Regions from separate parts of the Homo sapiens genome. Here region 1 is linked to region 2. The links are chromatin contacts, found by Hi-C or POLR2A ChIA-PET in ENCODE. All regions are on one chromosome and are shown on one strand. Each heading gives the region's core, a stretch centred on a gene start or an enhancer-like site at or near the end of the contact. The rest is flanking DNA. Distances are from core to core; before and after follow the strand shown.

Region 1 (7,124 bases), core at 1,191-3,690, 110 kb after region 2:
AGTTTGAACATTATGGTTTCTTTTTTAATTTTGTGCATAGTAAGTTACGTAATCCACAGATTTTATTTCAGGAGAGTAAAGTTATATTACAAAATATTTGTTACAATAAGGCAGCGGTTTGGGTCTGATATTTTTGAAATTAATGAGTTAAGTTTGAGTGTTTTAAGTACTAGCCTTCAGTTATTTTTGAATCGTGATAGCCAGATAAAGTGTCACTAAATTATTTTTTTAACTTGGAATGTGGGACAGGAAGGATGGAGTTTCATGCTTCAGGAAGCAGTGAAAAATCACAAAACCTCTGTACTGCTAGACCCAACACTTTTCCAGATCCCCAAACTATCTCTATCACCCTCCTTTCATGGCAAATTTGCATATGCATTATTGTCAGAATTTTGAACTTATTTTACAACCATATACACAGAATTCTTTTCTAGCTTGCTGCTTAACTGAACAGATGGTGCAGTTTCCCAGCCCAGCAGCTGGAGGGGACCGAGGATGCGCTCGGCACACAGTAGGAGCACCATAAACGTTGATTGACTGAGTTCATTGAGGCGGTTGACGCCAGGCCATCCACTCCCACGCGGTACTCTTATCTTTCTCCAGGCCCACACCCCTGGCCCGAGAGGCGGTAGCTGGGAGCAGATGGCGAGTCCCGGGTGCCAGGTGTACTGCACTCCAGGCGCGGTCTGGGGCACTGGGTTCTACGGTCCCTGCCCCACCCCTCCCATCCCTATGAGTTCCCCCAAAGCTGTCTGCGCCAAGTGTGACGTCTGACTACGGCGGGAACATGGGAGGGGAAGGGCTGGAAGAAAGGAGATCGGTTGCCTGGCGAGGGGGCCCGTGCGTCCTACAGTCGCTACCCGCCACGCACGCGTCCCTCTCCTCCTGACCCGCGTCACTTAGCAGCCAATGCGGTCTCCGTGCCTTCCCACTTCCCCGCAATCAAGCGCCTTTCTTCCTCCGCCTCCCCTCTTTCTGTTATCTGACATTTTGCTCTGCTTCCCTCTGCCCACTCCCCAGCGGGATTCCCTCCCTGGCAGACGCGCGCGCCCCAGCCCGCCCTCGCACAACCTCCAATAGCAGGTCAACTGGCTTGTAACGCTGGCTTAGGGTTGCTCTTGAAGTGTTTTTCCAAAAGCGAAATCACCCGCTTTCCCCCACGGGGCTAAAACTGTAATTGCAACAACGGGCTGTTGCGTTGGGGGTGGGAAGCCCGTCGGGCGTGCCCCACCTAGACCGCCTGCTGGGGCCACTGGGGTGGTTTTGCCGCCCCCTCAACCCCTGCCACCCCGGGTCGAGTAGGCAGCTCCACCCGGACGCTTGCGCCAGGGCCTGACTGCCGCGGCTGCCAGCGGAAAGGCAGAGACCAGCTGATCCAAGGAGGACAAAGCGAGCCGAGACCTTCCGCAGAGCTTGGCTTCCTCGTAACTGCGCCCAGGGCGCAGCCTCTCCCTGTTAACTACCTGCCATATGTTCCCTTCTCTCAGACCCGAAACCGCCTCCTACAGGTGCTGGGGACTGAATCTGGAGCTTCGGGCGCGGCCCTTGACAAGGGCGCCTGGCACCCTGGGGCGCCTCCGTGGCCCTCGCAAACTCAGAGAGCCCCCACCGTCCAGTCTTTCCTGCACGAGCGAGGGATCGAGGGAAGGCGCCAATGCACGTCTGTCCCTCCGTGATCCGCGCAGAAGGGACGCTTGAAGACTGGGGTGCAATGAATTGTCGACTTCCCTCAGCTCTCAGCCCTTTTCCTCCCCCCGCGCGCCGTGCACGCGCAGCCTGCTCTGCCCTTCTGAAAGAGACGCTGCAGCTGCGCTCTCAATGGGGCCTCAGCCTGCGGGGTCCGGGGAGGGGATGAAGTGGGTGGTTGCCCAGCCGGTGTACGAAGGTCGTGTGCCTGCCGAAGAGTGGGTCCCACACGCACAGCGCGCGCCGTACCAACCAAGCAAGGCTCACAGAGAGCATTTAGTCGTCCAGAGCAAAGGATGCTGGGCACTCAAGAGAGCAGGGGGCCAAGTGGCTGTCAGTTCTGGTCAGTGACGGAACTGGACAGCATCTCCAAGGGCCAGGGGATGGGGTAGGAGGACGGAGGAGCCAAGCTCCTGGGAAACGACCCCCCCAACCTATCCGCGACCGGTTGCAAATTCAAAGGAGGGCTGGGAGCCCGCGAGGGTGCGGGAGGTGTCCTCGCTTGGGCTGCGTCTGCGCCCGCGTTTGTGTGTGTGTGCGCGCGCGTGTCTTCAGCTCCTTCCCCGGTCGTAAAACCTAAACGGAAGACGGGTGTTAAAATGCTGCTGACAGGATCGCCTGAAACATGTTTACAGTAGGAAGGACTTTCCTCCAGAAAGCACAGTCTGAGTCGATTCCAATTTATTTCCTCCCTGTAACTGTAAGCGAAAGGAGAGGTTCGGCTGCCGCGGCGGAGCGAGGCTGAGCACCATTAATCCTTGGCGAGCTTAAGCCAGGGAGAGCGCCGTGCCTGCGAGACCGAGTCGCTGCGCTCCGGAAGGCGTTCTGCCTGAAGGAAACCTCTTTTTTTTTTTTTTTTTTTTTTTTTTTTTTTGAGTAGGGAGTGGCCTTTGCACTGGAGTCCTTAAGTAAGGCGCGTCGTTTCTCTGCAGCCGCTCTCGGAAGCCGGAGAAACTGCATTCACTTTAGCAAGAAGACAGGGAAACTGAAATTGATAATCCCCCGAGTTGGGTTACCTGATCCAGACAGGAAGCTGGTCTAGGCTTCCCCCGTCACCCGGAGCTCCTGACAAGTGAGCAGGAGGCGGCGGGTGGTTGCCCTAAACTTTGATTTATGAAAAAAAATCAGAATTCATCGACATACCCTGTTACTCGTTGAGCGTTTAAGCCTCTAACTAAAGAAGGTACAGTGGTAGGGAGTGGTAGGGGGGTCGGGAGAGGAGGAAGGGGGAGAAGAAAGAAGACTGACTATCCCCACGATTTCCTACCTCGCCTCGCGGGCGCAGGGAGGCTCAGCGATGCCACCTGGCGGCTGCTTCTCCCCAGATTGGGAGCCGGCTGGCTGCAGACAAACCCAGGCTCTCCCCGGGTGCCGTGCCTCTGCCTCTAGAATAGAAGCAGAAGCCTGTATTCATGCTTGCAATCCAAGTGGCCCTGCAAACATTCGTCTTCTGCTTGTTTTCTTGAGAAAATCGAAGGAAAGGAATAATGAGTTGGCATTGGCATGAACAGCTTAAGCCTACTGTGTGCTAGTCACTGGTTATGAGAGGAAAATGGTACAATTGTTAGAAATGCAGGTTTCTTAACTCTTAGCTTATTCTAGTGATAAAAATAAATGCTAGGTTTCATTTACCCCAGAATCCTATTTTGATATTTTGCAAATATGAGTTATTTCCATATATTATTTTTCAATGCACGCACCCCCACCCCCATTACGCGCTGAGCCCAGTTACAATGCAATGTCATCAGCCCAAAAGGATGAAGTGCAAGTTATGTTTGTCTACTTGACTGAGAAGTAAATCAGCCTCACATGGAGGCTTCTTTTCCATAAAGTGTGGAACCAAAAAAACTGGCGCCTTTCAGTTGACAAAGGCCAATGACATCAGATTTCCCAGGGCTTCTTCCTTGTCAGGTAAAGTAACAACTACACAGTTTTTCCTCCTCTTTATTTTATTTGAACTGAATACTTGTCAGGTCTGACTAGCGCCTACAATCATAGTTTCTATAACCAAGGCAAGGCAAAATCTTGCAAATCAGTGCAAATCCAGATTTGTTAAACTAATTTCCATTCAGGTCCCTCCCTCCATGCCAAAGGAATATATTAAGCAGTGGAATAGAATCTTATTTCATCTATGCCCCATACCATTGTATGGATGTGAGATTTTATGTTGTGTAGATGTGTGAGAGCAGAAGAAATGCATTAGCAGATATTACACTTACATCTCAAATGGAATTCCATCATTTAAGGGAATAAAATAAAATACCTAATTCAAAATTGGAAATGTCTAACATCATTGCTAACAAAGACAGTTTATTATTCTAAACCAGGATTTTTTTTTTCTGCAAAATTATCTTGGCTTTCTCTTAATACAGCTAAAAGACTAGCATTAAGAATTACTTCATGTACTGCAAAGCCAGCAGAGGGAACACTGCGTACTGATTTAGTAGGGGCCACCAAATATCTGGTATTTGGGGAAAAAAATGTCAGTAATGGAGAACTGATTACAGAGCATATGAAGTTAGGGAATGAGAAGGGAGAAATCTTTTCTCATTATTTGGTATTGAGAGGTCCAACACATTCCAGTGTGCACACACTTAGTTGGTCACAAAGATGACTTTAATAAAAGGGCATTCGTCATATGTTTTCTTACATTCTAAGAGAACTAACCCATTAGAACAGATCTATTTCAGAAGTCTAGGCACTTGTGTAATATATAAATATATATGCAGTAATTATAAAGTCAATGGAAGTTACTGATACCATATTTCATCAAGTCTAAGAGGAAATTTTTCTTTTCATTTCAACTCTTCCTGAAATAAGGAGGCATCCTACATCTAGGGGGATATCACAGTTTCATTGGCAGCTTTCTTCCTTGGTGGAATGTAATATAATGGTGTGTCTTAAAATTTGTTGGATTTGTTGAAATACAGAAAATACATGTAACAAAAGAATGAGGCCAGTGGCTGTGTTTTAGTACACCCTTTAAAAAATCCATGTGTTTTAAGCAGAAACATATATGACTGCTTTAACTTCCACTCTTCCCTATCATATTCGATGATGGAAGCATAAATGACTGAGAAATATAATCAATAATGTTGATACTCAACTTGACTGAATTATCAAACTAGCTACACCCTCAAATCATTAGTTAGTACAAATTCAAAAATAAATATTCTTTTTTATTCTAGTGAAAATATTGATCTTATAGATAATAGCCCTCTTAAAATAATTTTTTTTTGTCAGATTGGTAACATTTAAGGATGTGTTTCTATGCACACCAGAGAAAATGTAGTATATAACACAGCAACACTGTTATGCAAAAAAGGTGCCTGTGTGTTTTTGGTTTGGGTTTTTCTTTTTTTAAGGATTTGTTTCTCCTTTTTTAAAAAAATTATGTAATACAAGTAGCTAATCGTCAAAAATTATTTGCTTTTACCCACAAAAACAGTTTTGCTTGTGGTTGATCCTTACAGATCCAGTCAGATGGCTACATAGGGTGTTCTTTCCAGTAAAATTCTAAGTCTGACAACCTGGGCCTATTGCCAGCCTACATACTTTAAAAGTTTGACAAGATACATAGAAATTTACTACCCAGCACTAGTTTAATCTGAATCAAAAGCCGACTTAATTATTTTGGATTGACTTTACCTAACCACTTATGGTTAGCCTGAAGAATATTAGTTTCCTATTATAGTGTTAAGGAAAGCTGATTTTTACTACAATTCTAATTTTCAGACACTGGAAAACAAGTAATTTCTGTAGCCAACGTTTATTTTGAATACCTTGGCATCCTTTCTTTGCCACATTCTTCTTAGTATTCTTCATGGAGTTCCTTTCTTTTAAAATCAATGGAATGGCAGGGTTGCCACTATTGTCCTTCTATGGTTCACATCAATGATCTGTGATTACTTTTTTTTTTTTTTTGAGATAGTCACACGCTATCACCCACACTGGAGTGCAGTGGCTCAATCTTAGCTCACTGCAACCTCCTGGGTTCAAGCAATTCTCCCGCCTTAGCTTCTCGAGTAGCTGGAATTACAGGCGCATGCATCCCTGCCCAGCTAATTTTTTAATTTTTTAATTTTTAGTAGAGACAGGGTTTCACCATGTTGACCAGGCTGGTCTCGAACTCCTGACCTGAAGTGATCCACCCACCTTAGCCTCCCAAAGTGCTGGGATTACAGGCGTGAGCCACCGCGTCCTGCCTGTTATTACTTTTTTACATAAGTGGCTATTCTGTTTTAGCCTCTTGAACAACATGCAGCTTTTACTAGGAGTGTGTCTGGCATTTGAATTAGAAAGGAAGATATTAGTATTCATTGAGGGCTTACAATACATCAGGTGCTTCATAGTCACAAATTCATTGAACCCTCACAACAACCCTCTATAAAGTAGCTCCTAGTGTTCCCATATAATAGATGAGGAAAACTGAGACTTGGCCACATCCCCATAGTTACAAACCATTAAGAAGGATTAGCAGCCAGGTCTACTATGAATCCGGAGGCCCCATTCTCTTCTGCTACCAGTTATCACCTCCTTCTACAGTTTCTCTTTGCCTTGGTTTTTCAGTTCCCTTCGATTCAAGTAACAAGAGGAAATATATAAGAAGGAAAGGAGGAAGATGGCTTTGGGAGGAGGAGAGGGAAGAGAGTGAAGCAATCTTTAATTTTGAAAACAGGGAAAACAAATATTTAGAAAGTAAAACCGATTTCCATCCTTTACATGCCATTATACATCCTATACAAAACTCTGGAAATCTGCCTATTGAGGTAATTACGGAGCACTACCTAATGTGTTTCAAGGGAAAGCTCCCCTGTTTGGGCTATGCAGGATTTACAGGGAGTTTAAATCATTAAATAACCATAGTTGACCCTTGCTTGGTTAAGAGAGTAAGCAATTATTGCAAAGTCCTCTTCCCTGCCTTCCACAAACAGCACAAAAACGGTTCTGAAGGGATTTACACAATACATCAACATCTGTGCTGTACCTAGAGTTGTTAAAATAATTGTGATGACAGGTGTCTAGGTACCACTTTCTTAATGGTTTTCAATATCCATTGATTTATTGTTTTGTGGCTTTCTCTTCCCCTTTACAGCTTTGGCTTTAAGAAAGAGCTGGGGAACAGATTTTGCACCAGAGGCTGATTCTTTATTCCAATGCTGAAAAGAACTAATAAAAATAATCACTTGGCTTTTAAGCAGAAAGCTTCCATTTACAGTATTTCACCCTTACCCCGCCCCGTTCCAAGCCCCTTGTTATCTAACATAATGGTTAGAATACATTTCCGTCTCTCCCCTTAATAATTTCATGCATTAACATCCTCTTCACACACTATACACACACGCACGCGCGCACACACACGCGCGCGCACACACACAGCAAAAGGAAAAAAGAGGCAGCAGAAATCTCAGCTGTACTTCTAGCCCTTTTAAAAAGTT
Region 2 (6,375 bases), core at 2,213-4,712:
ACACACACTTAGAATGCTTAAAAAGAAAGGCCAAGTGTTAGTGCTTCCTGAGATTCGGCTTCAACTAATTAATACATGGTCACTAACTTCAGCTAGGGGAGTAGGCAGGGGGTAAAAGCTGTCGCCTTAGGGAGATGTTTGTCAAACGGAAAATTAAAAAAAAAAAAGTCATTCCTTTTGAGCTTGGAGTCATTAACTCCTGTAGTAACCTACTGTGAGAGTACTGTTTGAGCTTGTCTTGAAAATTACTTTAAGAAAGGAAGAACAAGGAGGCTGCTGACTTGGGTGCCAGTTTATTCACACATCTTCAGCAAGAGGCAGCATATGTGTGTTTCAGACCTGCTTAGAATTCTACTGGTGCTCTCTTCTTACAGAAGAGTTCCGTCTATGTGAGAATCTGCACCTGCTGCAGTGTGGCACGGGCTCCAAAGTTGTGACAACCTCTAAAGCAACTCTTTCTTTTTATATTTTTGATCCAGAAAAAGTAATATTCAAATACTTGTTCTTATACCCACAATCATTTGAGCAGGACAACTCGAAGGAAACTTTCAGGGCAGGCTCACTGTCTAGTACTTTGTTCAAAAGGCGGCAGCTCATCAAAGCGCTGTCTGTTCTGGGGGTTCTTATTCATGCTAATGAACACAGGAAGGGAGAGGGAATTCCAACGATCAAAGTATTGGAGGTGGGTATTAGTTTGCTAAGGCTGCCCTAACAAAGTACTACAAACTGGGTGGCTTAAAAAACAGAAAGATACTGTCCCACACTTCTGGAGGCTGGATGTCCAAAATCAAAATCAAGGCATGAGCAGGGCTGGTTCTTTTTTTTTTTTTTTTTTTTTTTTTGAGACGAAGTCTTGCTCTGTTGCTGAGGCTGGAGTGCAAGCGGCACAATCTCGGCTCACTGCAACCTCCACCTCCCAGGTTCAGGCGATTCTGCTGCCTCCATCTCCCAAATGGTTGGGATTACAGGCGTCCTCCACTATGCTCAGCTAATTTTTGTATTTTTAGTAGAGACGGGGTTTCACCATGTTGGACAGCTGGGTCTCGAGCTCCTGACCTCAAGTGATCCACCTGCCTTGGCCTTTCGAAGGGCTGGTTCCTTCTGAGGGCTGAGAAGGGAGGATTTGCTCAGTCCTCTCTCCTTGGCTGTACATGCCCATCTTCTTACTGGGTCTCTTCACATTGCCTTTCTTCTGTGCATGTCTCTGTGTCCAGATTTCTCCCTTTGTAAGGACACCAGTCAGATTGCATTAGGGTCCCCCCTAATGACCTCATTTTAACTTGATTACCTCTGTAAGGAACCTATCTCCAAATAAGGTCATATTCTAAGATACTGGGCAGTAGGACTTCAACATGTGAATGTGGTGGGGGAGGGAGTGTGTGGAATTCATCCTTTAATGGTGGGAGGGGGTGCCATTTAGCAAAAATCCATGTAAAAAGCCACACACTGACCTGTGGTGGCCTTGCTGATATACTCAGCACAATAACAAATACTTCCAGTGTCTCAAAAACAAGCCTTCTAGAAACATTCAGATTAGGTTCTGGCACTAGTCAGAAGGGTATGGAGGCAGAGGAATCTATGAGTAAGATTGGACATTCACAGAGTATTGAACCTTTTAATCGCCCACAAGTAAATGAATACATGAGTGAGTGAAGACCATGATCTTTAAGAAATGATTTATCTATTGGTAGAAAATCAGAAAACTCTCCCCAGTCGCTCTTGTTGGTTTCACCATTCTTTAATATAATTTATCACTGCCTAATTCTCAATTTTCCTTCCTAATACACGTATTAGGCCTTGCTTTGGTTCTCCTGGTTATCTGGTCACTGGGTTTCACATCCACATAATTAATCTCTCAAACTTTATCCCATACAGTGTATGCAGTGATCTCTATTGCTTTCTCAATACTTCGGGCTGCTTCCAATCACTTGTAGTCCAATTGTGGAGTCATTGCTTAACAGAGAAGTTCACTCTGTTAAGCAGACAGCTCCAGGTCATCTAGAACCTCCCTCCAAAACAGTTTTCCAGCCTCATTTACCATCATTCCTTACAAAAAAAACCTCCAACCAGGGCAAATAAGTGACTGTTTTCCAAGTTTCCATTTTCCAGGTTGTTCTGTCTCCCTGGAATAACGCTGTTTATCCCCATCCTTCTTCAGCCTCCCCTCCCCATCTCCCACCCAATGCATAAACACAAAACTGGAGTTTCAAGTTCCAGCTCAAAACACACTGCCCCTGACCTTCCAAAAAGAAACAATTCCACTGGTTTCTTCGGAAGGCATGACACATCTCATCTGACCGTATTTTCCATTGTGTTCTTAATTATCTGCATGGTAAGACTGTAGTTCTCCTCTCCCCAGAGCCTAACTCATGGCCTGAAATAGAAGGGAGTGCTCAATTCAGGGTTTAATGAAGGGGTAAATGAATGAATGGAAGTGAATAATGATAGGAAATATCCAAAACATCAGATAATCCAAAAATAATCTATATGTGACTTTGGAATGTATTTTATACACATTTTCAAAGAACATCAAACACAAAACTTCAAACGAAGTAATGAAGCCAGCCTGTGCAGATCCCAGTTGGGTGGGGTGTCCTGGAAAAAGGGTGGGAATCCTAACAGGAAAGGAGGAACCTCTCATCAGCCAACTACCCTTCCCCAGCCTCGTGGCTTATCTAGAAATCAGAGTGAATCCAAATGGCTTAGAGCTCAAGGGTACAGTGTTGGGTAATTCATAAATGATTGAAATGCCTTTAGAAATATAAGTGCTACATAAATGCTAAATTATAATAACACAAAAATAATCATTTTCCATTATTTTCTTTAGATATGTAAATGGCATACTCTTTTAAATCTAAAGTGGGTTCAAGAAACAGCAATAAGTTTAACACAAATGCACCAAACGATCATGGAAACCCATTCAGTGTTCTAAATGCAATTATCGTGCTGACCATCAGCCCAGAAAACAAATTACGGTAGCTAATGACAGGGAAGAGTAATCACAATGTTTTTAGAAAATTACTTGGAAACAACTTTGTCAACAGAGACCACTCAAATATAGCTGTAAACAGCTTAAGTAACAGAATAACACGGTGACCTATGCCCCAAGTGACAAGAAGAAGATGTAAAACATATTCTGGGTCCCAAATCACTGTTTTCTAAAGTGACTATGTACACTGTTTTTAACCTCAGTCTTTCTGGGTCATTCTAAATGTGGGAGAGATTCAAGTGCCCTTGAACATTCTGCTGTTTAGTAAGTCTTATCCTAGTTCACTCCTATACTCAGGATAAGTCTCCCTTTCTCCTCTCCTTTGCATTTTTTGTTATCTTTGGCATTCGTTTTTGAAAAACATGCGCCTCACTTGGAGCAAATCCATTAAAGCAAACAACCTGAAAACTTTCCAAACAGCCGGGACTGTTGTGATACGCTGGCATCTCTCAGGGCTTGCAGCGCTCAGAGATCCAGGCGGAAGAGTTTCTCGTTAGCTATAATAGCAACTGACATTTACATATCTCCGTTTTAATTCCCCGGAGACTGGTATAGCTCGAGTGTGCGATAAGCGAGTGGGGACACCGGGTGTAAAAGGAAAACCAGCGTGGGTGGAGGAGGGTCTACAAAATGAGGCCAAAGGACATGCTGCAAGCTTTGAGATTGAAATATTGTTCTCAGAGTGCTTTATTAGCAACAGAGCAAAATGAGGAATATGTGAGAAGATTGCTTGTATAAATTGCCACTTTTTCCAGAAAAGCTCAAGTATAACTCTTGCATTGCCTGTAATGGAGGAGTGAGCAATCCCTTGTAGTTTGTAGTTTCTTTTTGTTTGTTTGCTTGTGTGTGTGTGTTTTAAGGCAAAACAAGCACCAAAAATACATTTTGAAAAGAAACCAGGTTAAGTGAAATTATTTCTAAAATGTGTATTCCACATGTTTCTCTGACTAGACAGTGACCCAACTAGGTTAAGTCTTGCCATTGAGGCATCTGATGTCATTATGAGAGCCAACTGCCATGGAAAATGCTGGAATATAATTATGCCTGGCATCCAATATTAACTCATATTCAAAATGTTTTGGTCCGCTTGGGGTGGTTTTCCCTACCTCTGGACTTCACTGTGAGGCTGGCAAATGTCACTTTTTTTTCTCTTTTCTGGAGTGCAGTGGCGTGATCTCGGCTCACTGCAACTTCCGCCTCCCGGGTTCAAGCAATTCTCCTGCCTCAGGCTCCCGAATAACAGGGACTACAGGTGCGCACCACCATGCCCAGCTAATTTTTGTATTTTTAGTAGAGACGGGGTTTCACCATGTTGGCCAGGATGGTCTCGATCTCTTGACCTCATGATCCGCCTTCCTCGGCCTCCCAAAGTGCTGGGATTACAGGAGTGACCCACCGCACTCGGCTGCAAATGTCACTTTTTGCAACCCCATCCAGTTTTCAATTTACTGCTTCTCACATACTGTGGCCTAGAAATTCTAGCTTAGAATTGTGGCAAGAATGAGCCTCACTGGCTTTTAGTAAGAGGCTGTGAGTAAAGTGTGTAGGCTTTCACGTTTATTTTGCTTGCTAGTATCCTTTTCTTTTTACTTTTACCAGTTTCTTGACCACATTCCAGAGAGATCTGCTGACCAATAAGAAGGGTACCACTGAAATTAATAAAAGGTGAATTTTATGCTACAAAAAAATAGAAAGAATGAATAAGACCTAGTATTTGCTAGCACAACAGAGTGACTACAGTAAAAAATAATTTAATGTATATTTTTAAATAACTGAAAGAGTACAGTTGGATTGTTTCTAACACAAAGGATAAATACTTGAGGTGTTGGATACCCCATTTACCCTGACATGATTACTATGAATTGCATACCTGAATCAAAATATCTCACGTAACCCATAAATGTATACACCTGTTATGTACCCACTAAAATTAAAAGTTAAAAAAACAGAAGGTGAATTTATCACACAGAATTTAGACATCTCATAGAGATTTATATGAAATGCTAGGCTTACACGTAACTGTTTATCTCTATTCTTTGACTTAAAATTTTATATTTTTCAGGATGATCCCAAATGCTAAAATTATATTTATTTTAAAAATTAGGCCGGGTGTGGTGGCTCATACCTGTAATCCCAGTACTCTGGGAGGCTAAGGAGGGCAGATCACTTGAAGCCAGGAGTTCAAGACCAGCCTGGGCAACGTGGCAAAACCACATCTTTACTAAAAATACAAAAAAAATTAGGTATGGCGCATGCCTGTAATCTCAGCTACTCGGGAGGCTGAGGTATGAGAATCGTTTGAACCCAGGAGGCGGAGGTTGCAGTGAGCCAAGATCGCACCATTGCACTCCAGCCTGGGAGACAGAGCGAGACTCCATCTCAAAAAATAATAATAATAATTAACTTAATTTCTACATTTACACCTAATAGAATGAGTATGATTTTATTATGGAGAATTTGCTATATAGAGAAAAACAAACAAAAAATCATAGTCCTTATTACTCTGACACTACCTCCCTTTGCACTTTCCGACACTTCTTTCCAAATGCTTCCTAAACATGCATTTGGAAACATAGTTTGCTACCATCATCTATATAAGTTTACATCCTGTTTTTGAAATGTGCTATATCATAGTTATTCTCCTTATTGCTTTATGTCTTTTTGACTATCCTTCTAATGACTATAGAATACTCCACTGAGTAGCTATATAATCATTTACTTAACCATTACTGGACTTCCAGGTTGTTTTCAAATTTTTACTATTATAATAACTCTGCGATGAATATCTTCCTGAACATAGCTTTTATTTGTTTGATTGTTTTGGGATTATTTCTTTAGGAGTTCCCCAGGAGGATTCACATAGAAAAAGACTGTAATAATTTAGAACCAAGTCTTAAAAAAGGAAAATTCTGGATGGATATGGATACACTTATGGTCCATAAGTGTATTTCTTGTTTAGTGGGAAGGAAACAAAGTGGTTATTTTAGACACACACAAAAAATACTGCTCTGAATTAACAAGCAGGGGAGAGGGGACCACTGGGCAAGGCATGAGATACTATTTTGTTAGGAAAACATCTGGCTTCTTTGATCCCTATGGAACAAAGAAGTTGCAACAAAAATAACTAAATTATTTCATATAACAAAGTAGCAGAACACATTTTAGTCTTCTCCAGTGGGTGAGGAAGTCAAGGAGCCTTGGAATGGAAAGAAGAGAGGTAGGTAGGAAGAGGATTCTCTGGGTTCAAAGAAAGAGGAGGCTTGTCAACTTGCCAAAGAGAGGGAAACCAGGAAGAAATGCCTGGAGGGTTACAGATGGGCTAGGCACTTTTGCATAGAGATGTCTTCATTTGTTTTCAAGTTGCTGCCTATTCTATACCATGATGT

The links. A loop is a pair of places that touch in the nucleus more often than their neighbours do. ChIA-PET counts read pairs that join two places held with the same protein, here RNA polymerase II (POLR2A). Pooled maps may share reads with other maps.
Region 1: a pooled map of ovary shows a loop between it and region 2 (2.9-fold over the local background). The contact joins two enhancer-like sites. A Hi-C loop is called at or near these places in 4 of 50 pooled maps. POLR2A ChIA-PET finds 5 or more read pairs at or near these places in 6 of 52 experiments (H1, HEK293, HEK293T and 3 more).

What each region holds. Positions count from the first base shown.
Region 1 is chr6:21,586,436-21,593,559 of GRCh38, forward strand. No RefSeq gene overlaps it. Among named protein-coding and RNA genes, the nearest start is that of SOX4, 3.8 kb to the right of the region's middle. RefSeq lists enhancers at 172-704, 1,345-2,002, 2,770-2,869, 2,880-2,929 and silencers at 700-759, 900-979. Within about 2 kb of position 2,441, at least 38 of the 41 ENCODE cell types and tissues checked have a DNase peak (open chromatin) inside an H3K27ac peak, as active enhancers do.
Region 2 is chr6:21,475,967-21,482,341 of GRCh38, forward strand. No RefSeq gene overlaps it. Among named protein-coding and RNA genes, the nearest start is that of LINC00581, 33 kb to the right of the region's middle. Within about 2 kb of position 3,463, at least 6 of the 41 ENCODE cell types and tissues checked have a DNase peak (open chromatin) inside an H3K27ac peak, as active enhancers do.